Linked DNA regions of Homo sapiens: regions 2, 3, 4, 5, 6 and 7 are each linked to region 1. The links are chromatin contacts, found by Hi-C or POLR2A ChIA-PET in ENCODE. All regions are on one chromosome and are shown on one strand. The core of a region is the stretch at or near the end of the contact, and the rest is flanking DNA. Distances in the headings are between cores, read along the strand shown.

Region 1 (3,002 bases), core at 247-2,746:
AAACGGAGTGTACACAAACTTTCATCCACAGATCTCGACTGTCACAGTTGTTTTTTCCAACACATCTCCAACACCAGTAATTCATCCAGCATGACACGCTCCACAGAGGTCCAAATAGTATACTGTAACTGGGCGCCAACCTTTCTATTCCAATTCCGTATTTTAACCCACAGATGCTAGTGAGATCTTAAATTCGTCGCTTTGCACCTCATTCCCTTCAACTATAAAGTGAATCTTCTCAAGGTCTTTCTGCAAAAGTCTCCTCCAATTAAAAAAAAAGTAGAGAAAAAAAAATTCAACGTCTAAAACCGGAGCCTAACTTCCCGCTGGCGGGAATTTCCCATCAGCAATCTGAGATTCAAACCCGATGAGGAACACAGTCCATGTTCATTTGCACTTACTCATCGTTTTCCCTACTTTTTTCCAGAAGCTACGGTGGCGGCACATCTACCCAGGGCCTGTACAAGTACACGTAGAAAGGAAGCCCAAACCCTTTTCCTTTGTCACATTCCCACTTCCAACCCTTGTCTCCCTGGAAGCCCAGAACTAGCCCAAGTACAAATGCCGCTGCAGCCTTCTCGGCAGGTGGCCTTTTGAGGCTGATGCTGCCCCGAGGGACAAGTGCTCTGGGGGCAAAGACTAAAAACAGGCTTGGGAAGCGGGGAGCTCGGAGTCAGAGGGCCCGGCGTCAACAAATCCCCGCCCTTCCCGTGCGTGCCTGTGACCCCGCTCTCCAAACCCGTGCCTTGGGCCGCTAAGGAAGGAGGATAGCCGTACCCACCTCGCCAGCTCACTGCAAGAATCAAATGAAAGGCAGAAAAGTGGCTCCGCACAGTGCCGGACACACAGTGAGGGCGTGGAAAGAACATTGGTTGTTACTACCACTCCGTGCACTCGCTGCTCCCTCTTTGCTCTCTGCAAAACCGAAGGCGCTTCTGCGACGCGCGGACCGCAAGACTCCAATCAGACTTTAGTGCTGCCCCCACCCTAAACGAAAGCCTCCTTCTGGTCCGAACCGACTGGATCCCTTGGCCAGGGGAGGAAAAGGTGCCGCGGGCGCGTGGCGGAGAGGGTGGCGGGCGGGAAACGCTGGGCGCGGGACCCCTGGCCCCAGAGACCGCCCTGGGGCCCAGGCGGCGGCCGCGGCTTACTCCTGCCCCGCGAGGCCGTTGGACGCAGCACGCGCACGCGGCGGACACGGCCACGCGCCCCAGCCGGGACGGGAGCGGGAGCGAGGAGCCGCCGCGCGCCCGTCCGTCCGCCGCGCGCGCCTGCGGCCGTTGGGGTGGGGGTTGGGGTGGGGGACGCGACTGGCGCGGCCGCCGCGAGCGCCACTCAGACTTCTCCCTCTCACAAGTGCTGCGGCTCGGCTTAGTCCTCTGGCCTCCCTGCCCCGCCCACACCCCGGCGTACCTACGCGGCTGAGCTGGAGAGGAACTAGCTCTGCACCACAGCACCGAGGATAGTACAAACCCCTCACGCAACTGCGTCCGCACACACGCGTGCTCCGCCGCCGGTCTATATAACTGCCACTCACCCTAACTTGTTGCGGCCAGGTCGGGCGACGGGATGACCAATCCCGACCGCGTCCTCAGGGCTCTTCGAACAGTAATTGGGCACTGACTCGGGGATGAAGGCGTGGCTCTTGATTGGCTTTGACTCCTGCCTATGAGACTGTGAGGATCTCGTTTCCCTAGTAACAGATCGGCACTAAGAGAGACCAATAACCGAAAAGTACAATAGAAAGGCGAGTGAGCAGTTCTTTGACTGATACTCAAAGTAGCCAATAAATGTGTGGGGCTGCTCTTATTCGTTAACACGTCTTCCCCTGGGCGGAGATCCGTTTTCCATGCAGGAGCGGTTGCGCCACAAGGTGGGGCCCGTGTACTTTGGGGAAGTAAACCCCTAGCAACTAGGAGGCGGGCGTCCGAGAGGCCAAGACAGCCTGTGGCCAATCGCAACGCCGGAAGGAGCTGATAGACACGGAGGTTGCTCTGCTCGGAAGAGACCGAGCCCCAGGGCCGCCGTGCCCTCTGGGCGGTTGTGAGGCTGTGCAGCCTGCGGCTTCTGCCCTCTTTCTTTCCCTGACTGGTTGGGTCCGGCCTCCGAGGCCTGTACCCCGCCTTTTCCGCATAGGTTTGTACCTGGCGAACCAACTAGTAAAGTTTCCCGGGTTGTTTTCTTTTTATTACAACTTTTTTCTTACGTGCGGCGGCCAAGGGCCTTGCTGCTCTCACCATTACTCAGCACTGCTGCGGGGCAGAGGAAGGAGGGTCGTTCCTGCGCCGCCCGCAGGCTCCCGCCGGAAGGTCGCCGGTGGAAGGCCTGAGAGTGCGCCCTTCCGCCAGGCGCTTCTTGGCGGGCGCTGCGAGGCGGCCGCGGGCGTGTGGCGAGGCTCCCTTTGTGGCAGCTGAGGCACGGTGGTCCGCGCGTGCTCCAGTGGAGTGTGGGCCCTCGCACCACGTCCCGAGCTGCACCACTATTGTTCAGCCTCGAATTGCCGCGGGTGGGGGCTTATTCTCGTCGCTACGCCTTTAAAAGGCAACTCGTCCCCTCCTCCTGGCGTTTCAGGCACTGGCGGGGCTACAACTCAAGGCTGGCCGGCCCTATTTCTATGGAAATAGCTTTGGTTCCCAGCCGTCCGGCACAGACACGCCCCGGTTTGTTCTCGTTCCAGGCATGTGACCAGGGTCTCCCGCGGAGTTTTGCTGAGAATTTTGGAAATGAAGCATGTGGAGCGCCTATGTCGGGGGAGAGAGGCCGAGCTGAAGGAGCACGGGCGCCGGCCTCGGCCTCTGGGGAGCCGGGCCCGCTCGCCTCCCTGCGCGGGGCTAGCCCGAGCCTGGAACTCGGGAGGCCCAGGAGCGAAGTGAAAGCCCCTTCTGGTCCCCCAGGGCTCCACTCCCGCAGCAGCCCGGCTCCGTCGGCGTCAGTGGAGCCCCAGGCCTGGGTCCGAGATGAGCGAGACGCTGCTCTGGCTCGCGGTCGCCCGAGCGCTCCCA
Region 2 (3,002 bases), core at 298-2,797, 8.6 Mb before region 1:
CTTTATCCCCATCCTTTATTTCCTCCTGTATCTCCTAAATTTTACATCATCATATTATATTATCAGCACTCAAAGTGTTAATTTTTAAGACTAAATCTGCACAACACCTATAGCTTCCAAGTGGGGATTCTCTATCTACAGAGGTTTTGAGGTGCAAGGTTTGTCTTAGGATGTCTTCTTTTTTTCACCAACAGAAAGCATTGTTTCTCCTAAGGTCATGCAGCAGCTGTAAACCATAACCACCCTCTCTGAATAACCACTGTTTTCTTACTAATGATGCCCTCAGACCAGCTTTGCTATTCCTATTACTGGAAATACTCAATTGCTAAACCACCCTCACTCATAACAGCACTTAGTCCCTAATCAGTTTCTCCCAATCCTTCTTTACAAACAGCAACCCATCCAGAACCAATCCCGGCTTTCCTAGACCTTCCTCAGAACCCTCCAGAGGGACCTCAAGTCTTAGAAAAGATTCAACTGTCTTGTCCTGCGCTTTCTGATTCCTCTTCGAGATGCGCTCTCCTGGTGGTTTTGGCTAATTAGGCCTTAACACTCCTAAGCAAATTTCAGGAATATTTTTAAGTGGAAAAAAACAAAGCCTGAGTGATTCATAGACTCTATTCACTTTCACGCTAGTCTCTGACACTGTTTCTTCATCTACTGCCCTGTAAAAGCAAAATTAATATTTATGTTCCTAAACTCCAGGTATTGCAAATTCTTAATACGAAAAAAATAGATTCTATTATGTTGGGCTATTTTATTGAGGCAGGAATGGTAGCTACTTTTACTTTTACATTCAAAAAGGATACACGTTATGGGGGGGAGGGGGAGAACAACCAGAATAGAAAGCACAAAGAAAAAAAAAAATCACAAGAAATTCTACCACGAAAATTAGTTTATTTTCCAGTGTTTTATTTCACATGTATACTTTTAAAGAAGGGATGGGATAGCATAGATACTGTTTCTCCAAAATGGAAATTGTCGTATTTTTTTCTAATGATAACATGCCTTATGTTCTCACAGCACCTGGTATTCTTTTCATAGCAACTTTTCACAGCTGCTAAATCTGAATAGTTGTTTCGGTGTCTTTCGCACTCTGATGTAAATCTGAGGGAAGACACTGTTCACCAAATCCCCAGCATGTTACACAGCCTGGCTACTAATTAGTGCCAAGTTTAACTGCTTTTTTTTTTTTTTTAAGCTGATACGTCACCAACTTCCCCATTCATTTCATAGTCCCCTGGTGAGGCTTAAGCTCTTGTCTGTTCTGGTCTTTTTTTTTTTTTTTTAACTTCCTAAAATTCTCCGATTCTAAAAGAAAGCTCCTAAATAGAAGCCAAAAAGTAGCCGCCCAACTTGAAACTCCCCACAAGCCGGGTAAATAGCGCGATACGCAGCAGCTAGAGTTCTCGCGTTTCCCACGGCGCAGGAGCACTGGAGGGCCCCCCTCCGCCCCCGGCCCCGCCAGGAAATTAGTGCGCATGTGCCGGTCATCCGGAAGTTACCGCAGTGGCCGCCGGAATTAGGCGAAAAGCCGGAAGTAAACATTACGAGATTGGCTTGGATTCTGTCGGATGGACTTGGGGCTAGCTGCGGCGGGGCTGGGTAAGAAAATATTGTTAGAACTTGCGGGCGACGGGGAGTTGGGGAACCTGAGAAAATGAGTCGAAGGCTCCTAATTATTGGATATATCTTCACGGGGGTGATGAGCCCTCAGGTGTTGAGGGAGCGAGGACGGGGGACCGAAAAGCCACTGTCCTGAGACCCATTCATGGCACTCGTGCCCTGCCAGGCCAGGCCTGCGTCTTCAGGGAAACAGTCGGGATAACTATGAGAGTGTCGCCTTTGTGGCGGTGCCTCGAAGACCTTGAGCAATCCCCGGACTGCGAGCAGGGAAAGCTGCTTCCAGTACCCAAATTGACAGACTGTATTTCCTCGCCAGAAAAATTTACTTGAGCTTCAGTTTTTCCTGTTAAGTCGAGATGATCCGACTTCAGTGGGGTATCATGCGGGTATAAATGAAAACATCTATGTAAGTAAAGCGCTAAACAGTGTCTTACGTAAGCCCTCAGTAAGTGGGAGCTATTACTGTTTTTAGTTGGAGAAAATAGGTCCCTCCACAGCGACGGAAACTAGTGCGTACAACTTGGTGACTATAATACTTTATTCAGTTTTAGTTTTTAATATTTTAGGCCCAGAAGCCAATGTTCTGTGGACAAGTATAACATACTGGTTTAGAGAACTGACTTTGGAGTCAGAGTTGTGTTTGAAGTCCTTATTTCTTACTACAATGTGTTCTTGGCTGAGGATCTTACCTCTCAGAACCTGTTTCTTCACTGTAAAATGGTGTTCATCAGACCTATCTACTGGGCTTATTGTGAAGATTAGATGAGGTGATACACGGTAGGCTCGAGAAATGGTAGCTGTTTTAATAAAGATTAAATTTACCGTTGTTGTGCTTCTCTTCGCAGTATATTTAGGCCATCAGTTTATATGTTACACAAATATATGTGGAGGTTTTCTATAGGTCAGACATAGAAGAGAACACCTTTGAGAAGCATCGTAGACCCCCAGGCATTGAGCACTTTCCACTGGGAAAGAGCTTGTGTAAAGGCCCAGTGTCTACAGGGAGCACGGTTTGTTAGAGGAACTAGAGGAACTACAAGAAGGTCTATGTAGTTAGTAGAGAAGGAAGCGGGGATAGTTGTAATGGTGAGGCTGGAAGGTAGGCAGGTGCCAGACCATGGTGGACCGTGTAGGTGTGTTAAAAAGATGTCAGTTTTTAGAGTACGAATGATAAAATCCTTTGGAGCGTCATTTTTTTTTTTTTTTTTTTGAGACGTAGTCTAGCTCTGTCGCCCAGGCTGGAGTGCAGTGACGCAATATCAGCTCACTGCAATATCGGCCTCCTGGGTTCAGGTGATTCTCCTGTCTCAGCCTCCCGAGTAGCTAGGATTACAGGTGCACGCCACCACGCCTGGCTGATTTTTTTGTATATGCTT
Region 3 (3,002 bases), core at 149-2,648, 8.3 Mb before region 1:
ATGGTGATATTTGTTTATTGCTATTTTCAGTCTTTTCCATGTAAAACTGAAATTCTGACTATGCAATTTACCAGCCGAGTAACCTTGGGCACCCTCTTTGTGCCTCAAAATTTTAAGGATTGAGATGATATGCTATAGTGTTTGTATTAGTGCCTGGTACATGGTACTCAAAAGACACTAGCTGTAATTATTCTTCAGGACTTTATTTTTTTTACTTTCATTGCTAGCAGTTTTTCTACCCTCTCTCCTGCAGGCATTCTCCCAGAAAAAAGGCTGACTCTGTGGTGCCATTTGAGAGAAATAGGTTCAGTAGATTCTTCCAGAGATGACAAACGAAAAGACTTGATGTGGAAGTAAGAGAAGTAGGGGCGTCAGGACACTGAAGTGAGAGATCTTTTGTTCTCGTGGCATTGGAGAAGCCAGGAAAGAAAAAGGCTTTAGCAGGGACCAGGTGCGTCCACTTTGCAAGTGGATTTGGAGAGAACAAGCAGTGTTCACATATCAGTCCAGCAATGTCTCAAGACTCCTTCCTGGAACAGTCATCAGTTTAATCCAGTGAGGATGGTGTCTCTCTTCTTTCATGAGCATTTTCCTATTTCTGAAATATTAATAAATAGGTGCTTTGTTCCTAGGAAGTGGAGAGAAGTCAAGGAAAATACTCATCATACTCCTAGAAGTCAAGGAAAATACTCCTCGTACTCCTCATGGCCGCTGGAGCCCGCTGCTATGAGGTTATGGAGAACGTCTTGAACATTCCATTCCCCAGCACCTAGTGCAGTGACTAGCATAGTAGGCACTCAAAAAGTGTCTGTAGGATTGTATTTCAAACTTTAGTTGTCTTTCCCAAAGAAGCCTGTCGTGCCCACACGCGGCCGCAAGAAGTCCGCGCCTAGAAATAACATTTATTCTAAGGATCTCTGCGCAGAGATTCTTGGGAAGCGGTTCCCCTCCCGCATTCCCTTGTTACTCCTCCCCTCGGCCGCCTTTGAAAGAAGTGGCACGCCACATGATTCCATCCTTTCTCCCACCTCCAAAGACCTGGCTGATAATGGGCAGGAGCGTAGGCCAACCATAAAACTTTATTTCCTCTTCCAGCCAATAGCAAGAGGCGATGAGTATATGGCTCCTCTTTTGTGACTTCCCCCGCCCCCTTTGATTCCGCCCCCTATTCCTCCACTCAGATTCCACACTTGACAACACATCTGGCCAATGAGAAGTTCCTACTCTGCGTGGGAAGGATGGACTGACTAGATGATAGACGTCCATCCCTGGCCAATGGAATATCAAAAGTGCGGGAGGGGTGTAGAATGCAACCAATGGCGAGGTGCCAGAAACGAGCATCAGGGAAAGGGCGGGACGAAAGTGTTCGCGGGAGGGAGGGGAAGGCCCAGGGAACCAAGCAGCGCTGTCGCCGCCGCCGCTGCAGCCGGAGTTGGAGGAGGGAGAAGCTAGGAAGAAAATGGCGGCCGTGGCTGCAGAGGCGGCAGCGACTGCAGCGTCCCCCGGGGAGGGGGGCGCCGGCGAGGCCGAGCCGGAGATGGAGCCCATCCCCGGCAGTGAGGCCGGCACTGACCCCCTCCCGGTCACGGCCACTGAAGCGTCTGTGCCGGATGGCGAGACTGACGGGCAGCAATCCGCTCCTCAGGCCGACGAGCCGCCGCTCCCGCCGCCACCGCCGCCGCCGGGGGAGCTCGCCCGCAGCCCAGAGGCGGTGGGGCCGGAGCTGGAGGCTGAGGAGAAACTGTCCGTTCGGGTGGCGGAGTCGGCGGCAGCCGCGCCTCAGGGAGGGCCGGAACTTCCACCTTCTCCTGCATCGCCGCCGGAGCAGCCCCCGGCTCCCGAGGAGCGCGAGGAGCCGCCGCTGCCTCAGCCCGTAGCCCCGGCGCTCGTGCCGCCGGCGGGCGGGGACTCCACGGTGTCGCAACTGATCCCGGGCTCGGAGGTGCGGGTCACGCTGGACCACATCATTGAGGACGCGCTTGTCGTGTCGTTCCGCTTCGGGGAGAAGCTCTTCTCCGGGGTCCTCATGGATCTGTCCAAAAGGTACCGCGCCCGCCCCCAGCACCCTCCGGTCCGCTGGGTCCCCAGGGAGGGAGTGAGCCCGGGCGGCCCCCTCTCCCCGAGCCCTCGCTTCCCCGCTGCCCGGGGCCCCGCCCTCTGGTCCTGCGCGGCGCGTGGCGCGCGCTCCGAGTGGGGCAGGCGCGCGAGACCGGGAGAGGGCGGTCCCGGCCCCAGGTGGGCGCCTGCGGGGCAGGTGTGCCACCAGGTGGGAGGGTGCAGGTGCAGATGGGCTCACAGGTCTCACCCCTCACGCCTGGTCTTCTTCTGCGACTTGGCCTGGAGTCACCGTCACTGGGCGGGTGGGTTAATGCAAGATGCAGATGGATTTTTGCAGAGAACGGAGTGTTGGACGGGGGGACGGGGGGGCGGGGGGCATTGCTTGCGAGGAGGCACTTGTCTGTCCTCTAACGTTTAACTTTAGCGGGATTGGAGAAAGGGGTGTGTACATTGGGGTTCCCAAAAGGTTACCTGTCACTCCTTACAGGGGGAAGAGCATTTGTTAAAATGAACCTTTTAACTGTAATTCTTACGGTTAGAAGTCATTCCCGTTAGGTTAACCATTCAACAGAGAAGCATATTTTGCTAATTTTAATGATAGTTTAAGAAAAGTTTAAAGAAGAGATTGGAGATTTTTAAAAAATCCTTTAATGTCAAGGTGGTGTAGCATAAAAATGTTCAAGTAACTTCTAACACCTGGGATTCAGTTTATGTATTAAGGACAAGAAGGTTGAGTTCATCTACAAATTTGGCTTAACCACATTTTCATTTTTTGATTTAAAATGTTTTTGGGCTCTGCTTTCAACAGGGGAAGAGAACCTGTTCTAAGTCTGGAGTTAACCTTTTTATTCTCTTCTTTTGCAGATATGAAGTGCAGAGACTCCCATTCACGGCTTTCCATTCTGTTTCCTGCAACAGCACACGCTCTGATCGTATCTCACCTG
Region 4 (3,002 bases), core at 161-2,660, 7.5 Mb before region 1:
CAGTCCTCCTCACCTCTGATGAATGCTCAAATTTGAGAGTCAGTACTACAGGCTCTTCAATGTTTTCAGCCTTAAAAAAAATGTGCCAGAGGGCATGGGCTCTATATGGTTAATAAAGCAGCATAAAAACGTTACGAAGCACCTATCCCACAAGTGGAAATTCCAAGTTGGCAAATGCCTTAAAGGGCCAAGCGAAACAAACACCATAAAAATTGTAAATGCATATGTCTTTAAGATTTGTTTAAAAGTTACTGAACCTTATTTCATCATTAAGACCGTTCACACCAATGAAGCAGTGTGATATAAATGCATGAGCTATTTTGCTTTCACATTTAACCTTCTTTCTTAGTATTTTGTATCATTTCAGATCCCATCAGATTTATAAGCTGAAAAATGATTTGGGGTGTGGGGAGGAGTGAAGTTGGCAAACCCAAACAAGCAAGCAAAGAATACACTTCCATATGGTCAACCTAGGGTCAAGAATAGCTGTTTAGGTTGGAGTTCTACCTAACATACTGTGTTGACTTTGCCTAGTCAATCCACCTCTTGGCCTCAGTCTTCTCAACAAGATGAGGCTACTAATATTCACTGGACAGGAGTAGTGTTAAGGTATGAAGTAACACCTGTGACAGCACTTTGTAAACTGTAAAACACAATACAAATGGTGTTCATGATGGAATAAAAACATGCTAAACAATTATCTCATTGAAGCTTCACAATCCTGAACCAACAGCTGTTGTCCTCATTATACAAATGAGAATCCTGAAAAGAAATTAAACTTGCCCGGGACCACAAACCTAAAAAGTGGCAAATGAAGAAATTTTAAAGTATAGCAGTAAAAGTAACACTTTGGGAATTAACGGGAGGTTAACTTTCAACAATCCCAGCAAAAGATAACCGTGAAGCACTAAGAACTCCGGCGAGAACCGCACACCAGCAACAACTGCGAGGTGGTGCAGGGTCGGGGGCTGTGCTAACTGACTTAGGGGAGCATTAGGAGGCAGGTGGAGGCTCCAGAACCAAAAAGGCCGGGATGCCTTCAACAAGGAGGTTGAGGGGAGGGATGGACAAGCCTGAGAAGACGGAGGAATGAAGTTTGGGGACGCAAAACCCACTGGGAAACAGAAAGCCCTCCAAATAGGCTAGACTGCTGGATGGGAGGACAGCGGCCCCCGCGACTAAGCGGGCCGGGGCTAGGGGCCTGGGCGTCAGACTAGGACAGACACTATCCCCAGCCCGCCGCAGTGCAAGCCACGCCGCGCGGGCCGCAAAGCCACTGTCCCCGAGCCCCAACAGCGTCTCCAAGGGCAGCGCGCCAGGGTGCCCCGCAACCCCTCACCTGGAGCGCGGTGGAACCTGCGGCAGCGGACGCAGAAACCGGCCGCTGAGAGACCGAAAGCGACCGGAAGTGAAGGGCGGGACCGGAACCGGCTGAAAAACCGGAAGTGGGTGGTTTGAAACGGAAATATGTTGGGGACGGAACAACTGCTTCCTTTGAATCTCTTCGGGTGCTAATCAAATGGCCGCTGTAAGGGATCTCCACAAAGCCACGAAGAAGCCAGGCCTTTCCGAGACTGTAACCGCTGTGCAGATAGCGCCGATCCCTGGGTGGCCGCTCTCTCGTTCTGCGCGTGCGCTCGTTCTGGGCTGGGAGCGGATGGGTGCTGAGGCGTGTGACGTCTCTAGTAGTGTCGTAACTGGGTGTGCTGCCTTTTCCAGGTGTACTGAGGTCTTCGTGAGATTCAGGGCTAGGACTCGTGTGGCTGTGTCATGTTCCGAATGAAGCTTAAAAGGTGATCTTTGAGAACTGAAGACTTGAGACCCCTCCATGGGCCCAGGGGCTGCCAACACTAATAATTTCAGAGACTTAGAATCTGAGGAGAATCTCCAATCTAAGGGGAAACGGAAGAGGGTCAGGAAAGAGAAGGGGCAAGCTTAAGTGACTCAGAATCCAAGAAGCAAGTCTCATAGGAGAGCTGCGATCGAGGTTACCATACAGTATCCAATCGTCTCAACCTTCCCATCCATACTTCCATGCTGTCTTTCCTCTGAATGCAAGGAAAACCGGTTACACAAACGCTGACAAAAGAATGTCAGACTTGAATGGAAATTCGGAGCAGTACCCATCTGGTCCATACAGCGAACTCCCAGTGAGCACCACGGCAATGTAACTAATTCATGTTTCCCTCTTGGCAGTGCGGGAAAGGCAGCAAAGAGCCAAGTTTTGTATCTTAACAGTTCTTTAGTTAAGAGGCACACGCTATTTTGCATTCTTCCCTACTTTTGATAATTTTTGGCTGCACTAGTAATGCATGAGTATCTGCTCATTTAAAAAACTCAAACTTTTTCAGTGAAAAGTATGCCCTTTTCTTCAGAAAGTCTTAATTAAAAAAAAAAAAAAAATCATTGCCCAGACCAACATTTTCAAGCATTTTCTCAAATCGTTTTCTTGGAATAGCTGCATAGTTTTGGGTCTTACATTGAAGTTTGGTGCTCATATGTGGGAGCTAAAAAAAAGTTGACTCCATGGAGATAGAGAGTAAAATTGTGGTTACCAGAGGCTGGGAAGGATAAGGAGGGAGAAGGAGATGAAGAGAAGTTAAAAGGAGCGAAAATATGGTTAGACAGAAGGAATAAGTTGTAGCGTTCCACAGCACAGTAGGGTGACTATAGTAATCAATAATTTATTTTGTATTTCAAAATAGAGGAGAAAGGTTGGGATAGTCTCAACACAAATGATAAATGTTGGCCGGGCACAGTGTGGCTCACACCTGTAATCCCAGCACTTTGGGAGGCCAAGACAGGCAGATGACTAGAGGTCAGGAGTTCAAGACCAGCCTGGCCAACATGGTGAAACCCAGTCTTTACTAAAAATAAAAAAAATTAGCTAGGTGTGGTGGCATGTGCCTTTAACCCTAGCTACTCGGGAGGCTGAGGCATGAGAATCACTTGAGCCTGGGAGGTGGAGGTTGTAGTGAGCCAAGATCATGCCACTGCACTCC
Region 5 (3,002 bases), core at 173-2,672, 7.4 Mb before region 1:
GGATTTATGACTATGGTGAAGTAGTCTGAGGCACCTGGATGAAAGGTGGTTATAGTGAGTTATGTACACAATTCCCACACATTTTAAACACTTGATTCCTACAGAGCTATCAAACTAATGGAAGGCAAGTTACTCAGAGTTTGGTTGACTGATACCTCCAGGGATTGCATTTTCTAAATACAGAGCTTGCTTTCACAATTTCAGCAGGATACAAGAGTGTTCAGAATTGGGGGTTTACCATTCAAAGGGCAGAGGCCAGAGACTTGAATTTACAAGGAGGGTCCTCAACACAGACATCGAGATTACAGTACATTAATTTCTCTTGCACATGAAGAAGTTGAGGCTTCACAATTTCAGCATGACCCAGTATAGTTGCAACATCTTACCCATCACTGGGTGTGTATCTTCTGTGTACACTGGCCCTTTCAACATCTAAGGCCAGGCTAGGTGCTCATAGCAACTGGCTCCCCAGGAACTAACGAAAGAGAAAGCAAGAAACAGTGGAGGGGTTTTGGTGATGGTGGAAGGCAGGGGAGATAGAAGTGGGGGTTGCAGAAGGTCGTGGTGAGGCAGAGTGGCAGACAAATGGGGAATGAGAAGTCTTGCCAAGCCCAGAAGACTATCGTTGTGTAAACACACAATATGCTTCAGGCTATGTATTCTGGGCAACAGTTCCTGCCCTAAAAGGTGTGGACATTTAAATTAGGGTAGGATTGCGCATTCTGTGATAGAGACTGGCACAGAGACAAAGTGGAACTCCTCTACGTTGGGGAGGGGAAAACATACATTAGCCTGTTTTGAACCTTAGACCAAGACAAGACAAACACACAAACACCATTTAATTTCATACTGCAATAAAATTCTTTGTACCAAACCATGGGATCAAAATTGTTACAGATACTCAGTGAACAGTTCCAATGCATTCATTCATCCAGTCACTTACTCCACAGGGGTTTGAGTGCCTGCACTTGGTGCTGGGCACGGCTGAGCCATCCCAGACGCCAAGGAGTTTACAGTCTAGTCCAGTCAGTGACGAGGTTAAAACGAATTCTCGCATCATTGCTACTGCGAATGCACCGGGACAGGATCAGCCCTTCAAATTCTCCCACGTGGTCCCTGCAGGTGAGTGTGGGTGTGAGCGCTTGCGGCCCGTGGTGTTTGGGAGTGAGAGAGCACGTGTGTCAGAATGGCGCCTGTCACAGTGCGCGTCCAGGTGTCTCTGCAGTACGCCTCTCCATAGCCACCCGAGCCGGGCTGTATGGGCTTGGCTAGGCTTATGTCTCCCGCCCACGCACCGGAGGCGGTGCGGAAAGCACTCCGCGGGCGCGATTGTGAGTGAGCGCGGGCGCGCGCGGGAGGGGCGCGCCGCGCTGGCTGGGCCGCGCGCAGGCGCAGAGTGCGGAAGTCGGGCCGCGGCCGCCGCAGAGCGCCGGGGGCGGGAGGAGCAAACGCAGGAGGCCATGGCCGCCGACGCCGGCGCCGGCTGCTAAGGGGCTCGGCCCGCGAGCGCCTGCTGCCGCGGACGATGGTGACCGTACGGGCCGGGCCGCTGCCGCTGCCGCTGCCTCCGCCTCCCCAGAAGCAACATCCGAGGCTCGGCGCAGAAGAGCCGCCGCTGTGAGCCGTGCCGTACCGGCCCCCGCCGCCGCCCGAGGAGAACGGGAGGGCGGGCGAGAGAGCCGGGGAGTTGCGGAGCCCGCCCGCCGGCAGCGCCGCTCCCCAGGGAGGGAGTCCGCAGCCTGAGGTGACCACGCCGCCCGCCCGGCCCCTTCCCATCCCCGCGCCCCCCGGCCGCTTCCCACGGCCTCCCTCCCCTCCCCCATCGCGTCGCAGGCTCCTTCCTCTTCTCCCTGTTCGCCCCTTTCCTTTTATCTCGCTTCACCTCCCTCTTCTCCCTAGCATTGGAGGAGTCCACATCCCCTCTTCAGCCGCAGCACCCCTCCCTCCCATCCTCTAGCTCTTCCCGCGGTGGTCGCCTCCCTCCGACCCTGCTCTCCCCTCCTGGGCCCCGCGCAAAGCCCCCTCTGTTCCAGCTCCCGGGCCTCGGCTGCCTCCCCGCCCTCCCATCCCTTCCTCTTCCCAGGGCCTGGAGCGCTCCCTTACATTCCTGAGATGCCCTTCCTCGGGGCTGTCCCCCTTTGCCTCCCCAGCATCCCATTTCTAGGCCTTTTTCAAGACCCTTCCAGAGCGGCCCCTTTCCAGCTCCCTTTCTCGTTTCCATTTCCAACTTTGCCTCTTTTGCCTCTTTGTTCACTTTGCTTCCAAGCTCCCCTCCCTCTTTCCCTTCGTCTTACCCTGCTTTGATCTACGCAGCCCCAAACTCAAGCTCCCCGCTTTCAGGTGGTGCGAGGTTGTTTGGGGGTGCGGAAGGGCCTGCCAGTCCATTTTTCGAGGGGGGCCCATTGCTCTGCATCCCGTCCGTCAGTCCCTTTTATAGTAAGAGGGCTCCTCATCCCTTCCTTTTTGTCCCCGTGGTTTCCTCTGTCTTGCCATCCCTTCTGTCTTCTCCCTCCAATACTGCTTTCCCCACCCAAGGACCCTCAGACCCGTGAACCCCCTTTCTGGAATGAGTTCCCTTTCTGTTCGGGGATGCTGAACTTCGCCCGCGTTTTTCTTCGCGAGCCTTTTGGTACGTGGCGTGGCGCGACAGAGTCAGCACCCTTGGCGAGATAGGAGGGGAGCTCTCGAGCCTCTTTCCTGGAAGAGTTTTTGCTGAACGTAATCTCTTAGCCCCGCGGCGGCGGCGGCCCGGTTGCTGCTGCTACTGCTGCTGCGCTGCCTGCTTGCCGCGAGCTGGGTTGGGGTTACTGTAGTTCAAACGCATCTGAGATCTGCAGGCGTTGTGGGAGGAGGTGCGGGGAGAGAGGAAGGGGCCTGTGCAGTGAGCAGGCATCAAAGATTAGTGGATGGCCTTGCGTCGCAGTCTGCAGTAAAGAGGAAACTAGTCTGAAAGGGAAGGAGAGGACTGTGTGTCTTTTTATTTTTTAAAATACGGAGTGTGC
Region 6 (3,002 bases), core at 266-2,765, 5.8 Mb before region 1:
ACCTCCTGAGGCTGTGTCATGAGCACGTTCTTAAGCTTGGCAAAATTAACCTTCTAAATTGACTGAGACCTATCTCAGATATTTCGGGTTCACAGAAAGATACGAATTTTACAGCAGCTGGAGACTAACGGAGTCCCAAACGACATTAATGGCCAGAACCACTTATTTGATTTCCCTCATGGGTGCCCATGAGTAGGGTTTGATAGACCTACCTACCCATCATCTTCAGGAGTGCCTCGCCCTCTCCAACACTTAGCACTTCTCTAGTCAACCTGGGTTTGACTAAAGAGGCTCAGAAAAAGGAACAGATGGACGAGGTTTGAGGCTGGGATTCTACAACGAGGCTTTGCTAAAACTTGCTGAGGGATCTTAGGCAAGTCATTTCTCTCTCATTATCAGTTTCTCCACCTGGAAAATAAGGTGTGTTGCATCAGGCTCTGGAGTTATACGGATGTGGGTTTGAATCTAGGCACTGACATTAGCTGTGTAATCTTGGGCAAGTGGTTTAGCCTCTCAGGTTTGATTTCCTCATTTCTAAAACAGGGATAGTACTAGTACCTACCCCATGGGATTACTGGGCTAATGAAAAGAGATAATGTATGCAGAGTCCCTGGCTCATAAAAGTTATTTTCTCCGATTAATTAAATAAGTGAATATGTGTAAAGTGCTGAAGACAGCGTTTGACACTTAGCGTTTTATCAGTCTTAGCTATCATGATTTTCTTATTCTAGTACATAGAAAGTCCTCAATAAGTAACAGTAGTTATTATTATTTTTGGTCACATGTCCCTGTGTTTCCCTCCAAAACCCTAACCATCCCCAATTCTGGTTTTCTCCCCGCATGCAGCCCAAGGGTTTTCACGTCCCAGTGCGATTGTCTGGGCTGTTTCCTCCGCCTGATGTTCCATTTCTCCTCCTCCCGATCTCAGATGGCTTCTCCTCTGGGATTCCTCTGGTCTTCATCACTCCCTCCTCCCAGGCAGAAGGAATGGCTCCTGGATTTGTGTCCTGCTTAAAAAAAAAAAAAAAAAAAAAAAAAAAAAAAAAAAAAGAAGTCCATATAGCACTTAGTTCTTTGTGCCTGGCGGTTGGGTTAACTCTTTCTGAGCCTGTCTCCGAGAGTGGCGGCCCCCGGGGGACGGCGCTGGGTGAATCACCTCTGAGTGTCACCCAAGGCGTCTGGCACAGTGCGGGACAGTAAACGGGCCGCTGTGCGGAGAGGGGTCCAGTTTAACTCCTAGAAGCCCGAGTCCCCGACCCTCTACAGGCCGCGTCCACCACAAATCCCTCCTCCTGGGGGGCTCGGATTCTCCCTTCCCCGCGGTCTCCCTCACCTGAGCCAGCCCCGCTCCCCCGAGTCTCGCCAGCTCCTCCCCGGCCCCTCCCTCCAGCCCCCTCCGGGCTGGAGCCTCCCCTCCTCCATCCCCTGGCGGAGGCCCGCGGGGCTGGAGGCGGAGCGTCTCGGCAGAGGGCTGGGAGCCGGGTGGGGAGGCGCGGGGCGAGCCGGGGGGTTCCAGACGCGCCTCCACCGCCGGGCAGTGGGCAGGTATGGCTGAGGGCGTGTGAGCGCCGAGCGCTAAGGGCCGCCGCCACCATGCCAGGGGGCGCAGGCGCCGCCCGGCTCTGCTTGCTGGCGTTTGCCCTGCAGCCCCTCCGGCCGCGGGCGGCGCGGGAGCCTGGATGGACAAGTAAGTGGCCAGGCGCGGGGGGATGGAGGCTGGGTGGCCCGGAGACCTGGGAGTAGCCTTGCGGGTCCGGAGCGCTGGGACCGCGACCCCTGCGCCTCCCGCAACTCCGCGGGGCCTGCGCCCCCGCCGTCCCCAGCCTGGGAGCCCGGGCTTTGTTCCCACGTTCTGCGCCCTGGGAGGTGGCAGAGGTCGGGGAAACCCGGCGCAGCCAGAAAACAGCCGGTCCGCTCACTGGCTAGCCTTCCCTTCTCGCCTTCTCCTTCCTCTGTTTTTCTGCTTTTGGCTTCTCTTTCCGCCGTTCTCGGGGCTTATCCTCCTCCGTTTTCTCACGGTCCCTCGTGTCCGCTCCGCCTCTCTCTCTGTCTTTCTCTCTACCGCCCGCTGCACTCGCCAACGCCGAGCATCCCGAGCGCCCTGCCCGTGTGGCCTGGGAGCGGCTTCCTGGGACCAGGCTCGGTGCCTGCCACACTGGTGGGGTAGGACATAAAATGCCCGCGGCAGACTGTGGTAGCCTTGGCTAGGGGATGGCTCGCTGGGTATCTGCAGCCACACACTTCGGATCCCCGAGCTGGCAGGAGCCCTACTGAAGGCCAAGTCAAACGCACCCATTTCACAGATGGGGAAACCGAGGCCCACAAAAGGGAAAGGACTTGCCCAAGGCCACGCCACGGGTTGAGGTCCGCGGTGGCACTGGAAACCAGGGCTCTCTTTCCACGCCAACCCGACGGCCGCCTTCTTTGGTCCTCAGTTTCCCCTTCTGTGAAGCGAAGGGGTCTGACTCGATGTTTCCAGCTAAGATGCCGGGTGATGTCCGTGTTTCTCAGGACTAGTTTCCCAGACACCAATCCCCTCCCCGGCTCCATCCCTCGGGGGCTATAAGCAGATTTCGCGGAAGGCTTGGTCCCGGGGGGCGGTGCCCGGGTTCTCTCATTATGACCGGAGAAGGCTTAGCCCTGGCTCCACCGCTGCAGACGGGCTGGGCTGACTCCAGACTGCTGCTTGGGGGACCAACAGTCAGCGTTTTCAAATAGAGCGAGCACCGGCGGAGCGAGGGTGGGCTGGCTGGACCCCCGGGCCGCCTCAAACCCAGAGGCTGAGAGCTCTTCCGACAGTTCGGAACTTCCAGGGGCCGAGGTCGGGCGGTCCTCCCAAAGGGCTCAAAGGAACCGCCCTTTGAGCTGTTGTTCCGAAGGGGAAACTGAGGCACAGAGGAGGTTCTAGGGTAGCACCAGGCCTGTGTCAGTGCTTAGTGCAGGAGAAAAGCATGAAGAAAGACAAGGAAAGCTAGTTACTGCTCCTAGCACAGGCGCCTTCT
Region 7 (3,002 bases), core at 187-2,686, 5.6 Mb after region 1:
CGGTAGTTCCAGCTACTCGGGAGGCTGAGGCAGGAGAATCGCTTGAACCCGGGAGGCGGAGGTTGCAGTGAGCCGAAATCCAGCCACTGCACTCCAGCCTGGGAGACACAGCGAGACATTGTTTCAAAAAAAAAAGGTTATAAAACAAAATGTTGATACATCTGTTACCTCTTTCAAGCCTCCCAATAACATTTCTACTAACACCACCCAAAATATTTTTAAAAGACAGGTCTCTCATTCTTTTCGGTCCCTCATACTACACCCCAATTATCTTCAGGTGTCCTCTCAATCTTACAAAAACATTTACAAAACTGTCCTCTCAATGGCACAAGAATACTTACAAATCTCTTATTCTTTCTACCGCTCCTTTTATTCCTCCAACACCACCTGTATCTAAAAATCCCTACATACTGTTAGGTATACTCCTCCACCAATTAATGCTGCATACCAGTGTAGCCCTTTCAACCTTCAACTAAACTTACAGAAACCTCTTTTTTCCAACCTCTATGTATCTAAAAGTCATCAGTTCCCCTAGCACTATCAAGCCCTCAATAATACTTTAAAATCCCTTAATATCCTTGCTATCACACTTATCACCTCCCCAATAATTTCTAAAACCCTTCAATGCCCACACATCCTTTTCATCTACTCCATAGTATTTTTCAAATCCTTCAATATTCTTGATCCCTCAGAACTTACCAATAATCGCTATACAGTTTCAATGTCCCTGCTATCCGCTTCTGCCCTCATATTTCGAAAATGCCCTCGATATTTTGCTTCTAGACCTTTCAGTCCCGGAATAATAATGTTTATCAAACCCTTGATATTCTGCTATTCCCTTCGACATCTCAATATTCACATTTTAAAAATCCCTCAAGAGCCCCGTTACCTCTCTCTCAGTTCTCAAACAGCAATGTTTTAAATTCCCTCACGGCCCCTGCTACCCCTTCCAGCACCCCGATATTTGCGTTTGAAAAGCCTTCGCTGTCCTTGCCTGCCCCCCCAGTCCCCATATTCACGGCGCCTCTCCGTCCCCAGCGCTCCTCTCCCACCCTCACCCCCACCACAATGGTGATAGTACTACAGGGAAGGCGTCGCCGGGACCTCCCGGCCGCGGCCCCTCAGCGCCGCCCCCCACGCCACCTCCCCTCCCCCACGCCCCCGCGAGCCCCCAACGCCCACGTTCGCCGGCCCCGGCCCAGCCCGGCTCACTCACATCGGCTCCAGTAACTTGGCCAGCCAGGACTTGAGGGCATCCACATCCTCTATGAGCATGGTGCAGGGAAGGCGGGCTCGGCCGCCGCTCTTCTTCAGGCCTGCCGTGGGTCTCCACTACGCCGCCCCCTCACGTTCCCTTCACAGCTCCCGGTGCCCCAGCCCACCGGGCATCTTAGGAGACTTCAACCTACTCCCCCGGCCGGGGCCTAACAGGAACTAACCCAAGAGCCCTCACTCAACCTAGCCCGAAGGCTGAGGTGGGCGGGAGACAGTGCCGAGTGGCAGGCCTGAGAACCAGTAAGAGAGAGGGGGCCCTGAGGGCAAGACCAATGAAAAGGCTCGCTCGCCCCGCCGGCAGGCGGTACCCAGTCAGGGAGGAGAGATATAGCAAGGTAGGTGGAGAGCTTAAGTGAACTCCTGGTGCAAGATGGTATCTTGGAAAAGGTGCTTTGCCTCTTAAAGGGGCAGCGGCGCCTTTTTTTGACCACGCCGCCGCCCGCCGCGGAATACCGGTGTCTGCTGCTGGGAGTGCCTGGGGGAACCCGGCGAGCCCCTCAGCCTGGTTCCTTCCTCTCGTTTTTCTTGGAAACACACACTCGTGTCCCGAAATGACTCAGCTGTAGTAAATCTGCAACACAACGTGCAATACGTTCACGTTCGACACATTGCACAGAATGCAAAATTTTACTTTTTTTCTTTACACACTCATGTTGATTGGCACTCACGTTTGTATTTTCTGCTGCTCTGCTTTAATTACGCAGAATGTTTCTGACAACCATGCCTTGGAATCCAGTAATCGTCATTTTTAAAACGTGGCGCACGGATGTAAAAGGCTGAGGCCATTTCAATTTTGCTAGTACTATTAATAAATGTTGCTTTATTTAGGAAGAAAAATGACTCCAATAGTTTGTTTTTAATTATCTTTTCATTGTATATCTAAAATTCAGTGGTTGGGGGACGGGAAGGGAGAATTTTAATCAGCAAAGAAGGATTACAAAAAAATTTTTAAGACAAATTAGAAACTACTGAAATAGTCAACTTACTTTCTAGTAGGTGAGAAATTCTTTCTGGAGTTTTGAAATCACTGATTTAGCACTGATGTTAAAATGTTTACCCAATAACATATACTGAGTCCCTGCAATTGCCAGCACTGAGTAAGGCACTAGGAGTCCAATGCTGAGCAAAACAGAGCTTCTCCTCTTAAGATGATGAACAGTTTATGGGGTTATGCATTGTAATAACATTTTGAAAAATACCTAATGAGCACGCACCTCATATAAAAGAAATGGATCAACCTCAAATAAACAGACATCCTATATATACATAGAACAGGTATAGGCAAACTTCTGCAAAGGATCAGATACTAAATATTTTGGTTTTGTGAGCCTTGAGGTATCTATGGCAACTACTCGTCATACAATGTCTTGGCTTAAAATTAACCAGGGACAATATGTAAATGGAATGATTGTGGCTGTATTACAAACATTTATTAAAATTATATAAAATTTTAAATTTATATAATTTTCACATACCATGAAATATTATCTTTTCATTTTTTTCTCCATTTAAAAATGTAGGCCAGGCTGGGCGCGGTGCCTCACACCTGTAATCCCAGCATTTTGGGAGGCCAAGGCGGGTGGATCACCTGAGGTCAGGAGTTCCAGACCAGCCTGACCAACATGGTGAAACCAGTCTCTACTAAAAATACAAAATTTGCCAGGCATGGTGGCACACGCCTGCAATCCCAGGTACTCGGGAGACTGAGGCAGGGGAATCGCTTGAAC

The links. A loop is a pair of places that touch in the nucleus more often than their neighbours do. ChIA-PET counts read pairs that join two places held with the same protein, here RNA polymerase II (POLR2A). Pooled maps may share reads with other maps.
Region 2: a map of CD8-positive, alpha-beta T cell shows a loop between it and region 1 (17-fold over the local background). The contact joins the promoter of SLU7 here to the promoter of G3BP1 in region 1. A Hi-C loop is called at or near these places in 3 of 168 maps with a recorded cell type or tissue (CD8-positive, alpha-beta T cell, OCI-LY7 and naive thymus-derived CD4-positive, alpha-beta T cell) and 10 of 50 pooled maps. POLR2A ChIA-PET finds 5 or more read pairs at or near these places in 4 of 52 experiments (RWPE1, T-cell and activated naive CD4-positive, alpha-beta T cell).
Region 3: a map of naive thymus-derived CD4-positive, alpha-beta T cell shows a loop between it and region 1 (20-fold over the local background). The contact joins the promoter of PWWP2A here to the promoter of G3BP1 in region 1. A Hi-C loop is called at or near these places in 1 of 168 maps with a recorded cell type or tissue (naive thymus-derived CD4-positive, alpha-beta T cell) and 7 of 50 pooled maps. POLR2A ChIA-PET finds 5 or more read pairs at or near these places in 2 of 52 experiments (B cell and naive thymus-derived CD4-positive, alpha-beta T cell).
Region 4: a map of naive thymus-derived CD4-positive, alpha-beta T cell shows a loop between it and region 1 (8-fold over the local background). The contact joins the promoter of UBLCP1 here to the promoter of G3BP1 in region 1. A Hi-C loop is called at or near these places in 1 of 168 maps with a recorded cell type or tissue (naive thymus-derived CD4-positive, alpha-beta T cell) and 5 of 50 pooled maps. POLR2A ChIA-PET finds 5 or more read pairs at or near these places in 1 of 52 experiments (T-cell).
Region 5: a loop to region 1 is called in a map of natural killer cell, with 19 times the contacts of the local background. The contact joins the promoter of RNF145 here to the promoter of G3BP1 in region 1. A Hi-C loop is called at or near these places in 2 of 168 maps with a recorded cell type or tissue (naive thymus-derived CD4-positive, alpha-beta T cell and natural killer cell) and 6 of 50 pooled maps. POLR2A ChIA-PET finds 5 or more read pairs at or near these places in 1 of 52 experiments (GM12878).
Region 6: a pooled map shows a loop between it and region 1 (2.6-fold over the local background). The contact joins the promoter of ADAM19 here to the promoter of G3BP1 in region 1. A Hi-C loop is called at or near these places in 1 of 50 pooled maps. POLR2A ChIA-PET finds 5 or more read pairs at or near these places in 2 of 52 experiments (HEK293 and OCI-LY7).
Region 7: a loop to region 1 is called in a map of naive thymus-derived CD4-positive, alpha-beta T cell, with 8 times the contacts of the local background. The contact joins the promoter of RBM27 here to the promoter of G3BP1 in region 1. A Hi-C loop is called at or near these places in 1 of 168 maps with a recorded cell type or tissue (naive thymus-derived CD4-positive, alpha-beta T cell), 1 of 37 single-sample maps with no recorded cell type and 12 of 50 pooled maps.

Annotation. Positions count from the first base shown.
Region 1 is chr5:151,770,448-151,773,449 of GRCh38, reverse strand. It overlaps G3BP1 (G3BP stress granule assembly factor 1), which reads right to left and starts at 1,496. Exons shown (of 12, transcript NM_005754.3): 1 at 1,414-1,496. It overlaps LOC100652758 (a long non-coding RNA gene), which reads left to right and starts at 1,274. Exons shown (of 2, transcript NR_132345.1): 1 at 1,274-1,747; 2 at 2,678-3,002. RefSeq lists silencers at 870-939, 990-1,319 and enhancers at 1,528-1,822, 2,080-2,309, 2,688-3,002.
Region 2 is chr5:160,417,626-160,420,627 of GRCh38, reverse strand. It overlaps SLU7 (spliceosome associated SLU7), which reads left to right and starts at 1,547. Exons shown (of 16, transcript NM_006425.5): 1 at 1,547-1,605. RefSeq lists enhancers at 1,136-1,205, 1,216-1,335, 1,786-1,835.
Region 3 is chr5:160,117,846-160,120,847 of GRCh38, reverse strand. PWWP2A (PWWP domain containing 2A) reads left to right here and starts at 1,398. Exons shown (of 2, transcript NM_001130864.2): 1 at 1,398-2,043. The coding sequence starts at 1,460. RefSeq lists silencers at 1,273-1,322, 1,483-1,582, 1,683-1,862, 1,983-2,402 and an enhancer at 1,347-1,846.
Region 4 is chr5:159,261,698-159,264,699 of GRCh38, reverse strand. UBLCP1 (ubiquitin like domain containing CTD phosphatase 1) reads right to left here and starts at 1,410. Exons shown (of 11, transcript NM_145049.5): 1 at 1,340-1,410. RefSeq lists enhancers at 1,170-1,677, 1,434-1,743, 1,774-1,843, 1,678-2,185.
Region 5 is chr5:159,207,973-159,210,974 of GRCh38, reverse strand. It overlaps RNF145 (ring finger protein 145), which reads left to right and starts at 1,422. Exons shown (of 11, transcript NM_001199383.2): 1 at 1,422-1,744. It overlaps LOC107986468 (a long non-coding RNA gene), which reads right to left and starts at 2,948. Exons shown (of 2, transcript XR_001742943.2): 1 at 2,295-2,948; 2 at 823-1,116. RefSeq lists enhancers at 950-1,049, 2,637-2,756, 2,867-2,916, 2,656-3,002 and silencers at 1,220-1,509, 1,550-1,739.
Region 6 is chr5:157,574,288-157,577,289 of GRCh38, reverse strand. It overlaps ADAM19 (ADAM metallopeptidase domain 19), which reads left to right and starts at 1,515. Exons shown (of 23, transcript NM_033274.5): 1 at 1,515-1,687. The coding sequence starts at 1,594. It overlaps LOC124901121 (a long non-coding RNA gene), which reads right to left and starts at 2,311. Exons shown (of 2, transcript XR_007059018.1): 1 at 1,920-2,311; 2 at 680-1,010. RefSeq lists enhancers at 1-116, 1,974-2,053, 2,290-2,819 and a silencer at 1,364-1,803.
Region 7 is chr5:146,202,039-146,205,040 of GRCh38, reverse strand. It overlaps RBM27 (RNA binding motif protein 27), which reads right to left and starts at 1,436. Exons shown (of 21, transcript NM_018989.2): 1 at 1,217-1,436. The coding sequence starts at 1,275. RBM27-POU4F3 (RBM27-POU4F3 readthrough) reads right to left here and starts at 1,436. Exons shown (of 20, transcript NM_001414499.1): 1 at 1,217-1,436. The coding sequence starts at 1,275. RefSeq lists enhancers at 1,221-1,380, 1,851-2,000.